Linked DNA regions of Mus musculus: region 1 is linked to region 2. The links are chromatin loops, found by intact Hi-C in ENCODE. Cell type or tissue: left cerebral cortex. All regions are shown on one strand. Links, peaks and the distances in the headings refer to the core of each region. The heading gives the core; the rest is flanking DNA.

The links. Hi-C counts contacts between places; a loop is a spot of excess contacts. Peaks named below come from ENCODE experiments on the same cell type or tissue, not always from the same donor. Only the 100,000 strongest peaks of a DNase experiment are listed, where the experiment ranks them.
Region 1: a loop joins it to region 2, with 9 times the contacts of the local background. A loop is called at or near these places in 1 of 42 quality-filtered maps.

What each region holds. Positions count from the first base shown.
Region 1 is chr12:33,031,106-33,038,574 of GRCm38, forward strand. It overlaps Cdhr3 (cadherin-related family member 3), which reads right to left. Exons shown (of 20, transcript NM_001024478.1): 18 at 5,442-5,490; 19 at 3,812-3,963; 20 at 2,691-3,043. The coding sequence ends at 3,815. All of the region lies in intron 2 of Gm40874 (a long non-coding RNA gene), which reads left to right. Among named protein-coding and RNA genes, the nearest start is that of Gm40874, 39 kb to the left of the region's middle. In left cerebral cortex, for the core only: a CTCF peak has its summit at 3,977 (motif pointing right); DNase peaks (open chromatin) are centred at 4,202 and 4,757.
Region 2 is chr12:31,947,088-31,954,426 of GRCm38, forward strand. It overlaps Hbp1 (high mobility group box transcription factor 1), which reads right to left and starts at 3,158. Exons shown (of 11, transcript NM_153198.3): 1 at 3,109-3,158. The coding sequence starts at 3,123. In left cerebral cortex, for the core only: CTCF peaks have their summits at 593, 2,313 (motif pointing right) and 3,825; DNase peaks (open chromatin) are centred at 572, 2,409 and 3,349; H3K4me3 peaks cover 2,499 bases; H3K27ac peaks cover 2,547 bases.

The sequences.
Region 1 (7,469 bases), core at 966-5,965, 1.1 Mb after region 2:
ATCTGGTCTCACATCAGCAATCGGTGGTGTTCCCAGCCCCTCCAAGGCTGCAATGGCTCCCCATTGCATTTGGAGAAAAAGGTAAAGCCATGATAACAATCCACAACCTGCAGGATGTACAGACTCCTCGTCACAAACCTATGACATCACGTCCCCAACACCCCACACAGACAGACATGCCCATCTCTGTGTGCACCCTGCACTTTGCCCGGGTCTGTAGCTCTCTGTCTGGAAGATTCTTCTCAGATATCTGAGTGGTCCTCCCCATCTTCCACTGACAGATCATCCCTTCCCTGTGTGGACCTTCCCTGAGCTTCTCTTTAGATTGTCCTCCTGGTCCACTAGAACATCTGCTTTTTTTCTCAAGGGTATTTGCTACCATTACTATATCATCTATAGACTGTGTGTTTTACATCATATTTATATCAAATGCTTTCTTCTCTCAGTAGAATTAAAGATTAAGTCTCAAGGGAAAAGCAAGGCCTGTTGTCCAAGGAGACATCCAAGCTGTAATGGGGGTGGGGCAGGTTCTTCAGGTATGCTCTGGTTAGAGGCTGCTTCTGGAGAAGCTGTGGGTGGGATTGGTGTGTCTTTGCTTTTCTCTGATTGGTCCTAAGTTAGAACCAAGGCCCGCCCATTTGTGGCCCATTGTCACATTGTTTCAACAATGATCTTGTGCCCAGGAATACTCAGCAGGCAGCTTCCTGGGCTGAGAATTGTGGGTAAGCAAGGTACTTCACTGGGAAGGTTGTGGGCCAGATCTATTTTCATATATATATAGCCCAGCCATCATTTGCTTACATGGCTCTCCCCCATCACTAGAATATAAACTAATATCAAAGACACAGTTTGGTTCACTGCTGTGTCTGAGCTATGTCCTCACAGCTCAGAATGGTGTCCTCGTATTTTGTAGACACTTGGTAGCAGTTAGCTGATTCTGGGTCTGTTTGTCGAGATCTAGATAGAAAAGCTGTGGCTACCACGGATGAGTAGAAGACACAACTCTACCTGATTCAGCCCATCCTTCAAATGTTTGCCAAGTGCTTGCCACATACTGTGGTGACCACTCCAGGTTGCATAACACAGGTACAGCCTGAAAATGTATCGAATGGTCGTTCTGCTGCTTCGATATATGCTCAAAATGAATCCTCAACTTTGATTTCTTCCATCCTTTTATGCCCTTCAGGTTCAAGGTCCTACTTTCAGATACCACTCTAGTCCATGTCTACTTTCCTCTAGCCCTCATGCAGTTCTCAAGACCTACCCATGTGGTAAGAAAGGGGAGCAGAGGGGGCTGTTTGAGGGGAGGGAGGACTAGGATCAGAGAGGAATAGGGAAGATTAGGACACAGGTGCTCACCACTGCACCAAGATCCCTGGTCTCCTCTGTGAGCTGGTCATCTTCCGAGTTGGGTCATTACCATAGAGCAAGTGTCACAGCTTGTCCTGATCCAGGTGACACATAGGAAAGTCTGGGTGATCCGGGTCTCACTTCCCTCCCCACTTGACTTTCTCAGTGTTGTACAGAAGAGCCACATGAGACTGTGGCTACAGTACCTGAGGCTGGTCCTCCACTTGGGCATCTCCAGTACTTTTTGACAAAGGCTCCTCAGTAAGTACACACACACACACACACACACACACACACACACACACTCATACACATGTACACTCATGCACAATTCTGAGTTACCTATTCCTCAACAGAGGAGATTCCATGCTTAGGTCAATTTACCTTTCAGATAGAGACTCAAGGAAATAATTTTTTAAAAAATGAAATGGGACAGTTTATCCACAGCCTACAGTTTATCATGGCAGACCCAGGGCAAGCAGCTAGTCATCCATGGACCTCAAATTCAAGGCCAAATATGCAGAAGGAAGTGGGGAGAGCTTTGATCTCTCTCTCTCTCCTCTGAAGCCTCCTGCTAGCCTTGCCCCATTCCTTGGACTCCTCTAGTCTCAGCTGAGGACAATCAGCTTTCCTCTTCACACAAACCTGGGCTCTCTCAAAGCCTGGTCTCCTGCCATCACAGAGAACAGAGAGCTCCCTACATCCACTTTTTGTATCCTTAATGGTCTGGTAAGCTGCTGTGAAGCCCCAGTGGCCTGCATGCTGTCATACAAGTTCATTTTACTTGCATGGATGCTGAGAATTTCTGAAGAAGGTGTTTGAGTCAGGGCTCCATAGACTTAAAAAAAAAACCCCTCTGAAATGGGTAATCAGCCACTTCACCCACTTTAACCCCACAAGGGAACGGCTCAACCTTCTTTTGCAAGATTTATACCCATTCAAGGGAGTTCCCTGGCAGCCCAGTGTTATTAATAAATCATGTCTCCGGCTGGGTCAGTTTTTACAAACGTCTGCTTTTCCTAAGAGGCTGTGCCGGCTCAAGCACACAGAGAAAACCTGCTTCCGTGCTCTCTGGGCCCCCACAGCAGGGAAATGGGTGGCTGCATGGATGGATGGCTCCTCACTGACACTTGCTCGTAATTATTACACTAAGGCCTCTGCAGCCGGGCAACAGGACACCGAGAGCAACTGAGACCTGTGCAGCTTCCCATTCTGACAACTTTTAGCTCCATGCTCAGGCTAACATGGAGTTTGAGGTCTACCACTGGGCAGAGCGTCCCTGTGTATATACACTTAGACCTGATAGCAGGAAGTAGGAAGAAGCAGGCAGGCGTTGTATTATTTCAGACTGATATTATTTCAGCTTTGAAAACAAATGTATTTCATTCCACGAGTCATCTTCATTTGAAAAGCTAAAATGAAAAGGTCTGACAATCCCAAGAGTCATCAAGGAAGCAGGGCAACGGGACCGCTCAGTCTTTGATGCTGGAGCCACCATCTTAGAGCTCTGCGACCGTGTCCTGCCATGGCTCTGCCTCCTCCCACTGGGGCAAAGTCGTAGAAGGGCATCAGGTAGAGAAGAACTGGATCACCGCTGTGAGCCCAGAATGATGGTCTCCCACTTTTATGAGTTTTTACAAGGCAAAACTAATCTATAACGATGAAGAGAATAGTGGTTGCCTCTGGGAGATGCCTGCATACGAACAGGGTGAACAACTCAGATCGGCATGCTTTGCCAAATGCAAGATAGCGCCAAATAAAACAAAGTAAAATAAAACAAGAACATCATATTTCTTCTTCCCAAATAAATGGCTCACGTTGTACCATCTATGTCTTTTGCAAAGGTGTGCAATGTTGAGCTGTATTTATTTATTTATTTTACAAGTTTATTTGTTTGTTTTATGTATTGGAGTACACTGTTGCTCTCTTCAGACACGCCAGAAGAGAGCATTGGAGCCACCATGTGGTTGCTGAGAATTGAACTCAAGACATCTGGAAGAGCAGTCAGTGCTCTTAACCACTGAGCCATCTCTCTCTAGCCCTTGAGCTCTATTTATGAGTGAACACAGGACAGACGTGTTAGAGGAAATGAGGTGGGGGTGCTGAGCTGAAAGTGCTTCCTGGCTGCCACTGTGAAGAACGAAGAAAGGGGGTAACTTGGCATTCAAATGTAGACACTCTCTGATGATGAACCCAGGTAGCTGTGAGCCTAGAGAGAAACAATCCCTGTGCCATTTCAGAAAAGGACCTCTATGTTATCAAACCCCACTTCAGAACTATTTTTAAATGTTCTTGCAGGTCCCTACTTGGGACTCTGGTTGCCTGCATCCTTTTTGCCCACGTCCGTGCGCCTGCACCAAACACTGATACTGTCCCTGTGGAGTTTAAGGAGCTACTCCCCGCCTCCACCGCCCACACAGGCTTGCCCCGGCCCTTGGTGAGGGGGCTGGCAAACACACACCTGTTATCTCCCTGTGTGTTTAGGGACTGGTGCTTCTCCAGCTGTGCCTCTGTGCTGGGTACTGGGCTCGGGCCAATTCGGCAGCTGGGTTAATGGGCCTTTCCACCTCCTGGCACCAGTTTTTGAGTTGAATTCATATATTTCCCCGGTCACTAGAGGGCAGATAATAAAGCAATCATGGGAAACAAAAAATTAAACAATTCTGTTTGCACCCACGTCTCCTCTGTTCTGTGCTGATGACTGGGGAGGGGTGAGGAAGGCTGGGAGATGTAACCCCACCCCCCACCCCGAGGTGAAAAGCAGTTTGTGAGGAGCCCAGACAGCCTTTCCATGCCCGCCTCTCCGCCAAGCTGTGCAGCCCAGACACTTGGGGCGTCTCTGGATAGGAAGGTTTGCAGGCTCAGCAAGATGAGAGGGCCATGGAAATTTCCTCATTCCTTGTGACCATCCAATAAATTAGGTTCAATTTCTAGTGGGGTTACCCATTAGGATCTGATTTATTTTTGTTTTAAAACGATTCTTGTATCCACCGTAAGAAAAGGAATTCATTAAATAAGTGCAGAGGTCATTGAATCCACCGGGCTGGCAGAGAGTGTAGACACAGACAAACTGTTCGGGGGATGAGGAGGGGCTGCCATTTTAATTGTGTGGGAGCCAGCAGACACTAATTGATGCATTTGTTCACATTAGGCCAGTTGGCTCCTTTCTTCCCTCTTTCTTCTCTCGGGCACATAAGAACTGCAAAAGTCTTCTCCCTGGCTTCTCTTTGTAAGCCTGGGTTTGAGGCAAGCCGGGCTCCTGCCACTGCAAAGCAGCACAAGTGGCCTCTCTCGGCTCAGGATCCCACCAGCACTTATGCTAATGTGGGCACATTATGGTAACAAGTACCTAATAATAGAGGGAAATTTAATTCCAACAGCAGCAGCTTCTCACTGGAGAGGAGCCATCCTCCTTCCGAGGACTGAAGCCGCCGCCGCCGTTTGCATATGAGGGTGGCAGGGAGCCAACACACTTGCCTCCTGAATTTGGTTTCCTTCCCTTTATTCACGTCTATAATTGAGCCTTTGTAAGCCGAGGGATGTGTGTAAAGGAGCTAAATTTGGAGCTGATTTCGGGAGGGTGGGGGCAATGAGAGCTCTGGAGGCCAGCTTTACCTTATGTTCATCATGTCAACCAAATTCTTGGCCCCGGTCTGGGGGTGGGGGAGCCAAACTTGCCACTTCTGCTACTAATAAGACAGCACCAGACGCGTGCAGGAAGGATCGGGTAGGTGAGAGAGGATCAATCCGTGAGCAGGGAAAAGAATATGACTTCTCGAATTTACTAGTTTCTTATACTAGTTTGTAAATAGGCAGTGGGAGAGGAAATGACACCCTAGAGAGCAAGCCTACAGGTGGGAAGGAAGAGCTGAAGTATAGGGCGGGCAGACAGGCAAGCCACGCCCACAAGTCTGTCCCAGCTCCACTGGGCACCCAACTCAGCTGTGTTACAGCCCCAAACGGTCAGCCTCACGTTGGATGAGTGGCCAAGGTGCTGACCAGTACTTAAAAGGACACTGGACACACTTCCGGACTCTTCTAGCCCAGAACACACGAAGCAATCCCCTTAGGTGGAATTGTCTTTTGGTTACCTGGATCTACGGCTTCTCCATCAAAGACAGAGTTCATCTGGATAGATTCCTAAGGCAAAGAGACTGCTTCAAACACAATTCCAAGGTTCTCCCCAGCCAAGGCTACCCATCCTCACAGGCTAAGTTCCTCAGGAAAGACTTGTTTTATTTTATTTATTTAAAAAAACGACAACAACAACAACAACAACAACAAAAAAAAAAAAAAAAAAAAAAAAAAAAAAAAAAAAACCAAGGCTAAGCCCAGACTAGTCTTGAACTTGAAATGTAGCCAAGTCTGCCTTTCCTGCTTTTACCACCATGCCTGGCTTTTCTTGCCCAAAGCAAGCTTTGAGAATATTGATTTATTCGACATCCACTGGGCCATATGTTAGGGACACCATGGTGAACCAAGCAGGTACATCTGTCTACATAACTTGCCACTGACCAACAGAGGTTACAATGAAGACACATGGCTATGCTAGGAGGAGTGTTGAATGCCATGGAACACAGGTGGCCGGCAAGTAATCCAGACTTATGGGTTAAGAAAGAGTCCTGAGAAAAATACTACCTAAGCTATGTAAAAGCAAGAGTTGAAATGCAAAGTGACTTAGACTAAGATTCACATCTCTTGGGGCATCGCTGTCAGGCAGAATCAGAAGTAGGCCCTCAGGAGCACTTACCTTGAGCCTTGGCAACCCTGCCACATACTGCCCTGCAGCTACCTACCTTGCCCCTCACAAAACCAACAAAACCAAAGCCAGGTCTTCCCTAAGCCCCACCCTCCATGATCGGTATTGTGTGCCATCCCTCAGATAGATCTGAACTCTGTCTAAGGTGCCTGTCCCCAGTCCATGGGCAGCTTTTCACTATATGATACCCCCCATACACACACACAAAGTGGCAAAAACAAGGTCTTCAGCATGCTAGCAAGAAACTATTTAGGGAGCAGCAGTCTTTTCAACGTGGGTTTCCCTTATAGGTACCATCTATCCACTTCCCCATAGCTCTTGGATGCTGAAGAGAAGAAGTGAGAATCTCATGTGTTTCAACTACTAGACCATCTAAAAAGCCCCACATTTTATGTCACGAGGGTTTATTTATTTATCAATGTGGCATAGTTTAAAGGCCATCTATGAGTGGCATTACCCAGGTACCCTAGGGTGCTTCTTTTAGATGGTAAGACCTTGGAGTCCCAGGGTTAATTCTTCGTTCCATTAGTAGACTAACCTGAAAGTAGAAGCACTAAGATATTGAGTGCAAATCAAAGATCTTCCTTTAGCTGCACTGATGGCTACCCCTCCCCATGATACATATTTACCAAAAGTATGTGTCTTAGATCATAACAAGGTTTGTCATGGGGGTATCAGAGAAGAGATAAGGGAAGTTATCAAGTTTTATTTCTTCCCAATGAGTCTATCAAGCTCAGTAAGAGAAAGCAGAAGAGAGTAAGATGTGAGTGCTCGTTTGAGTGAGAATGGCCCCCATAAGCTCTTATGTTTGATTGCTTGGTCCTCCTTTGTAGAATTGTTTGGGAAGGATTAGGAGGTGTGGGCTTGTTGAATGAGATGTGTCATTGGGGGTGGGCTTTCAGGTTTTAAAAGCCCATGCCATTCCCTTCCCCGCTAAATCTCCCATCCCTCTCCCTCTCTCCCCAGTGGTTGCATCTCAAGATGTAACCCTCAGCTACTACTGCCCCAGTGCCACACCTGCCTGCCCATTGCCATGCTTCCCACATGGACTCAAACCCTTTGGAACTGTGAGCCCCAAATAAATCACTTAAGTTGCTTTAATGTTTTATCACAGCAGTAGAAAAGCAAGAGAGTGAAGGTGTGACTCTAGCCAGCCTGTGTGCTGCACATAGTGAGACAGCTGGCAGTTTTCATGGGATTTCCCCAGCTATTGTCTCAGAGTGGCTGTCCTTCCTCCCATTTCGTGGTGAGGAATCTAAAGTTTCCAGAGGCTTGGGGATCCACAGGATCGTGTGGCTAAGGGGTAGGTAGACCCAAGCTGTGGACTTTCTCTGTCACTTTCTTGCAAGGCAGTGGAAGA
Region 2 (7,339 bases), core at 1-5,000:
CTATTATTTTATAAAAATATTAAATAACTAAGTATCAAATTCAATGTTCTATATCAAAAGCAGTTAGCAGACTTTACTGCAGTTCTTTAATAATATTCTAAATGTCTCTTCTCTGACAAGTGTTTCTACTACTCTAGCTTGCCACTGAGCTAAGAAATGAAAACAAGAAGCCACACTGTGGGTTTGGTAAACTACACTGCTATAGCTTACACTTACTGCTTAATACCGCCTTTGTGCTTTGAACAGTCTAACCACTGATACCTATTTCCTTATTTGTCAATAAACTGAAACCTATTTACTCCTCAAAATTGTTACAGGTATAAAAAATACATTTCACATCCTCCTTTGCTGAACATTACAAATCACATCTAAGAAAATTATTTTCATGTTCAGTCAACATGAAACACTAATACAGACTGTAACCGTCCATGAACCAATTCAAGTAATATTTAAGGCAAGTCATTTTGAAGATTTAAGGGCTAGTTGATTCCTTTTTCAGGGGCCGTGGGTTCAATTCCCAGCACCCACCCACATCAGCTAACTATGGTCTGTAAACTTCAGTTTCAGATGGTAGCTCCCACTACCTCTTCTGGCCTCCTTGGGTACTGCAGGCCATGTACTACAGAGACAGACAAGACGACAAAACCTTCACACGCATAAAATAAAAAAATAAATCAATGTTTAAATGAAATGTTTATATGACAGAAAATACTCTCCTAAACTTAATTACAATCCTGGACATTTTCATATTACGACAACCTGTAAAACAGCCTCTTCTTTTTTTTGTTCAGACCTGGTGGGCTTAGCACTCAGGAGGCAGAGGCAGGAAGATCACTGTGAGTTCTAGTCCAGCCTGTCTATACAGTGAGTTACAGATCACCAAACAAGCAAGGCAGCATTTCTATAGCAGCGTTAATAGCTTTTTATTTTCAAGGATTGCTAAGGATGGAAGACTGACAGGAATTCAAGGCCAGCCTGGATTAGACATCAGACTCTTCAGGACAGGTAGTTCAATGAAGACTATGCCATCTGTCTTCTCTCTCTCTCTCTCTCTCTCTCTCTCTCACACACACACACACACACACACACACACACACACACTGAAGTAACCAAAAAAAGTAAAAAAAAAAAAATGCTCTAATAAGGTTAAATTTTAAATTTCACTCTTTTTTTCAAGTAGCCCTGGCTGGTCTGGAACTCAGTATGTGTCCAAGGTCATGACCCATTTTTCTGCTTATACCTCCCAAGTGCTGGGGTTACAGACCAGGTATGGGTTTAAAAAATTCTAACTTCCATAATGAAAATGTAATATAAAGTATGACCAGGAGTAAAGTAAATGCAGAACAAAATATGAAAGTACACGGAATTATTACTGACTTTGGGTAGTAACAATTGAAATGATTCAAATTTTCTGAATTATGAGATTTGTTTTCCCCTTCTTGTACACATGTGAAATTTAAAACACAGAAACCATCTGCCGTTGTTTTATTAGCAGTTGGGGAATAACAGGAGAACTTGTAAGAGAGTACTGACATCTTTATTTCCAGCCGATACACAGACCAGATTGTGGTGCACACAAAGAACCTTCAGGCCCAGAGTCTAAAGATAAAATACAATAGTGATAATCTGACGGTATATTAAGAGCGGAACAAACTGCCTTTCAAGTTCACTTGAGAAATGTATGACAAAAAAAAAAAAAAACACTGAGAGGGCATCCTTGTATTTAAGTCAGGGAAGTTAACAAAGGAAGGGCTTTCCCAGGAAGAAAAGATAAATAGGTTTATAAAACTAAACTGGGAGCTATAATAGAAAAAAATTTAAAAAGGTTCTGAAATTTACTAGTCGAGTTGAAGTAATGTTCAAAAGCCTAAGGTATCTCGAAAACTTGTCTTAAGTTTTCTTTTTTCAATGTAACTCCACTTCCCCCAATACTCTTGGTTCGACAAAGCTGGGGTTAAAGGGAGAGGTGAAACACCGGAACCAAAACACAAAATTACGGCTCCAAATCACCGCTGTAACTACTTAAGTATTTATAATTGCTAAAATCATTCTTCGACTGTAACCCATCCTAAACCCCCGCCCCTCTCCCTAGAGAATAAAGCTCCCTTAAGCCCAACTGAGTCCCCCCCAGCAGGTACAAAGTGCCAGGAACCGTGTCCCGCCCAGCTGTCAGTGCCTTCGCCGGCTGAGAAGTCCCAGGGAGTGAACTCCGGAGCGCTCAGCGCCGGGAGCACGCGAAAGCGAGGCTCGGGAAGCCGGCTGCGCCCCAACTCCTTTTTGTTTTGTTTAAATCGGCCTGCAGAGGGAGGAGCCGGGCCTCGCCCGCGGGCCTAGTCGCCGGGTCAGGCCGAGCAGCGCCTCCCGGAGCCGGCCAAGTCCACCCCCACCTCTTTCGCCATTCATCGCTTCCTCCCCTCCCCCCCATCATGTGACCGCAGCCTGGACGCCAGGCTTGTTTTTCCCCCTTAGCGCAGCCCCACCGCGCACCGCGCAGGCGCCTCGGAGCCCATTCATTCGAACTGCGTAACAATGAGCCCCGGGCCCGACGGCTCCGCGAGCTCCCCCGCCCGGCCCGGGCCCCGGAGGCAGCTTCGCCTCCCCGGAGCCCCCGGCCCGCTGGAGCTCGCGGCCGGCGTCCGCCCTCGGCCCCCGCAGCGGGGAGTGGCGAGGCAAACTTTCCGGAGCCCTCCGGAGCGCCAGGCCCCTCCCCTGCCCCGGCCCCTTCCCCGCCGGCCCCCACCGCGAGCGCCACCGAGCCCCGAGCTCCGCCACCCCCACCACCCCGAGTCCTGGGAGCCGCGGCCGTCCAGGCTCGGAGAGCTCCCGGGAGGCCCGGACGGCGGGTTCCGCGCAGGGGATCCAGTGCCCAGAGTCCCAAGGGTCTCCGCTCTCGCGGCCGCTGCCCGGCCCCGAAGCTCCAGCCCCTCCCTTGCCCACCCCCCACCCCTCAGAAACCCCGCGACCACACAGAGTCAGGACGCAGGCCGTCTGTCGCGACAGCGTCGCCAGCTGCTTGCCTGCGCGTTTCCCGACGGCTGCCCACCTCTCTGTGGCGCGCCGCGACTCCCACCGCCGCGTTTACTCCTCAGCCGAAACTTTCCTACTTACCAAACCCGTCGCCATTACCAAGTCTTTCAAGCTTCGTCTTCCCCCTCCCCTGAAGCCCCCGGGGGGCTGAGCCTTCGTCCACCTTTCTCGTCTTTAATTGGTCTGAAGAACTGCCACTCTAAGGTTCCGCCTTTCCATTGGAAAGTGCCGTAGTCCGTCTCGGTGGGCGGGCATGTATTGACTTTTCTCTTGTGTTTACTGGAGAAGGTGGCTTGTCAATCACTACAGAAAGCGCTTTGGATTGGATTGCTGCCGAGACACGGGGGACGGGAGCCAAACTTTGCTATCGAAGTGGATTGTGGGTTAGTAGTCTCAGCCTTGCTCCTTAGCTGAGGAAATTACCGGGGGGGAGGAGCTGACTGAACTACATATCCCAGAGGTACGCGCACAACGCAGTCTTGATAGTAAACAAGAGTCATAGGGACACGTGTATCAGCTCGTTTGTTTTGGTGTCTGAGACAAAAGGGAGGGGGCGGAGGATAGGAGTGTTTTAAAGCCAGGGCCACCTCTCTTCCTTTAGGCCTCCCAGAGGGCCTAGAGCGTCCTTGGTTGGGTATTTCAGCACCCATTCCAGGCCATAAACAGCAGAGTCGCTTGCTGCTCAAAGTTTGGCTGGTGGCCAAGGTATTGTTTTAGTGCGAGGGGAAGAAGATGACTGCACAAGCGGAAGCAGTGCAGGCTAGCCAGGGACTTGATCACTTACAAATCACGGCCCAAGCACGTTGGGGATTACAAAAGTTGATTCAGTACTGCCCTCCCTTAGCAGATGAGCTAGACAGATTTTTTTTTTTTTTTTTTTTTAAACTTAACCAGCCCTTGACTCAATACGCCGCCAACAACAACTGGGGAAGATTTACCAGTGTCCAGTTTGACCAGAATTAGTTGAGACACAGCCAAGTGCCATGTACTGTAGGGTTTAAGAATGAGACAGTATCGGACTCAAGAATTTATACAGCTGTTTAGAGTACTGGACTATTGCTTTGAATTTGAGGCATTCGAAGCGATGTTTCCTTATTGGCCTACATTTTCTTTTAAATTAATACAGAGGAGTGTAGATAGACTGTATTTGTCCGAAGTTAGTTGCTAGGTTACTTGTGTCTTTGGTGAATATTTTTAACTGTCTCTCCCTCCCTAAGCGTTCAGACAGAAAACTGCCTTTCCACTCTGTTTCTACTAGAAGTTCCTCCTGATTTTTCTAAGGGAGTTACCAAAAGTGGGGAATGGCTTTTCTGTGTTAGTTGCTTCCTTTTAAAGGAGGTTGCTCATAGCATCTGGGTGCAGTCAGTCTGTAATTGGCATTTTTACTATTCACATTATAAGCATTACTATAGGCATTATTGAGCTTTTTTTCTTTGAACATGAAGTGTTTAATCATGTAGGGTATGGATTAGGTTTTATTTCTTCCTATTACTAGAAATGTGCTGAAATTGAGAAAGAAAGGAGTACGAATTCTGCTCAAGTCAATTTAGGGAAGAGCTCGAGGTCATCTTTCAAAACTGCCCGCATTTCTAGACCTGAAAGCTACAGAACAAAACCAGTAAACAAAAGATTTACTGGTACATGGTTGAAACAAGGTTTCAAATTCCTTTGAGTTCTGCTTTTGGACTCTTGAAGTGGAAACTATTTCTAAAATAGCCGGCCCAAGTGAGCAGGGATTGATACTCTGCTCACAAATATTCTGTTCACAAGCATTGTTTTCCTCAAAATAATCCAGAGGAAAACCCTCCCAAAATGCCTGACCCCCACCCCCGAGTAAAAAAGTAAGACCCTAGTGTACAACTTTCAGATACTGTAGAGTGATCCCAAAAAGCATGACCGTGCTTCACTCATTTCGTGTTTGTGGTACTTCTGTAGTGGAATTCCAGCAAGACCCATAACTTAAAAACAGAAACACCAATATTAATTTCTTAACTAAACAATAGTAGCCTCTATTCTTGGAGTATGCTTAATATTTTAAAACTAGTGCCTGTGATATTCATATGTTCTCAAAACTAAAAGGTTGTGTTTCCAAAACTGAAAGCTTGAAAGCTTGGGCCACTGACTTACCCGGTCCTCATGAGCATGTATGTAAACTCCAACACCAACTTCCCCTGATACTTAGGAAAAGAGGTGGGGGGGGGGGGGGCTGGGGCTGGGGGGTCCAAACGTAAAAACACTCTCCAGGACTTTCCAGGTTTTACCAAAAGCCGTAGTGGGTTGGATTGTTTTGTTTTGTTTTGTTTTGCTTTTAGCTGTAAATTACCAGGGTGGGAAGAATAAATTTGACTTCAGATAAAGGTATTGCATGTTAATTATGATGTCTTACTAACTGTAGATGTTTCCCATTCATTCATATATTTAATACTATTTATTGACTCCTTCTGAAAATTCAAAGATTTAAAACATTTGTCATAGTTTATCTTATGTCCATGCCATTAAATATAAGTTAGATTAAGATACTTTAATCAGAGATAAATGCACTTATTAGAATCTACCCCCACCCCCAACTTGCAGCAGATATTTAATCCATTGGACTTCCTTGAGGAACTAAGTGAACACCTAGTGCCGTGTGCATATTTAACATGATCATCATTTAATTCTTGGTTAACCAACAAAAGCAGCCAACTCAAAAGCCAGAACAAAGATCAATAACATCTTAGAAAGTCTTATTCTTCAGATATTTTCAGGCTAAGATTAACATTAAAAAAAATTAATGCCTCCTCTTGGTTACTGTGTATATTGTGCACATGTATAAAATCTGTTAACATGTGAAAAAAAATCAAAATACCAACAGTTTGAAATTGTTTTAAACAAATTTTAGTTGGTTAAAGATGGTTAAAAAATAGTTTTAAGATTAGAGAAACACTACTTAGAATTTATTTCATCTATCTAGAAGTAAAATTAAGCAGTACTCCTGGATCTCACCATCTCTACAACAATTGCTACTTTGCCAAACAAAGTAGAAGAGAAAGCCCGTGACATCTACTTGAATATTTATGAACTCACTAGTCTCTTTATCAAAGGGTTCAACAAATACTACAGTTGAGACCAAACCAGAGTTCAAATACTGTCACCAAACTTTCAGATAGCATTTTAGTAGAATATTTAAACTCACACTAATAGCTCCCCAGATTATTTTACTGTTCGAAAGCAAGTTCATTTTATAATTAACTTAGTTCAAAGCATTCATGTAACATGTGGAAATGCCTAGAAGATAATGAGCGTCTTTTTTGGAGCTGAGTCACAGGTGCCTCAAATCTTTGATGATGCAACTAGAAGTTTAGATTTTGTTCAGGTGCCCATAAAGCAAGGCCCATCAGGAAGAAGAATCAATAGAACCTGAAGCAAGAATGATTGTTGGGTTTCTTGCTTAATAACTGAGATTACTCATGTCCCCATTCAGATATGGGATATGGGAGAGAGAAGATCCTGGAAGTGGGGGAAAGGTTGGTTGGAATTTAGATGACAAGCTTGCAATGGTGACAAGACATTTGATTATAGGAAACCTATAACAGTTGTATATATTCATTTTTCTTTGGACTTTAAGAGGTGACAGTCTATAGAAATAGTTGAGTACCCTCAGAAAATAGAGGAGATTCCTAATTTTGGCTATCATTTGTTCTCAACAGTTCTTGGAGATTTGCCCAATTTGGTATAAATGAAATGAGAGTAGTCAAGCTGAAAAGACAATTCTTATGTCTTTTATTAAAAGTGCTCTAGGCTGGGCAGTGGTGACACATGCCTTTAATCCCAGCACTTGAGAGGCAGAGGCAGGCAGATTTCTGAGTTCAAGGCCAGCCTGGGCTACAGAGTGAGTTCCAGGACCGCCAGGACTACACAGAGAAACCCTGTCTCGAAAAATCCTAAATAAAATAAAATAAAATAAAATAAAAATAAAAAAGTGTAAAGTGTTCTAGAATGGAGAATTCTTGTTTTCTGACAAAATTCTTAATGACATTTTTGACATTTCTATTTGGAGGGTCAGTATACATTTTTTATTCACTACCTAAAAGTACTTCATTTTAAGGATAACTAAATTTCATAAAGAGCCTTTAAAACCATAGGAATAGTTTCTATGTCCACAGCTATCATAATACTATGCTAATACTTTATGACAATGCACCCTCCCCCAGTCACATCATGTCTGCCGCTCTCCATCCCGGGAACCATCTTTTGGTCTGGCAAATAAGCAAGGAAGTAGGTGTCTGGTGAATAATGAGGGGAAATACGCAGCACGGGTTTACTAATGTAT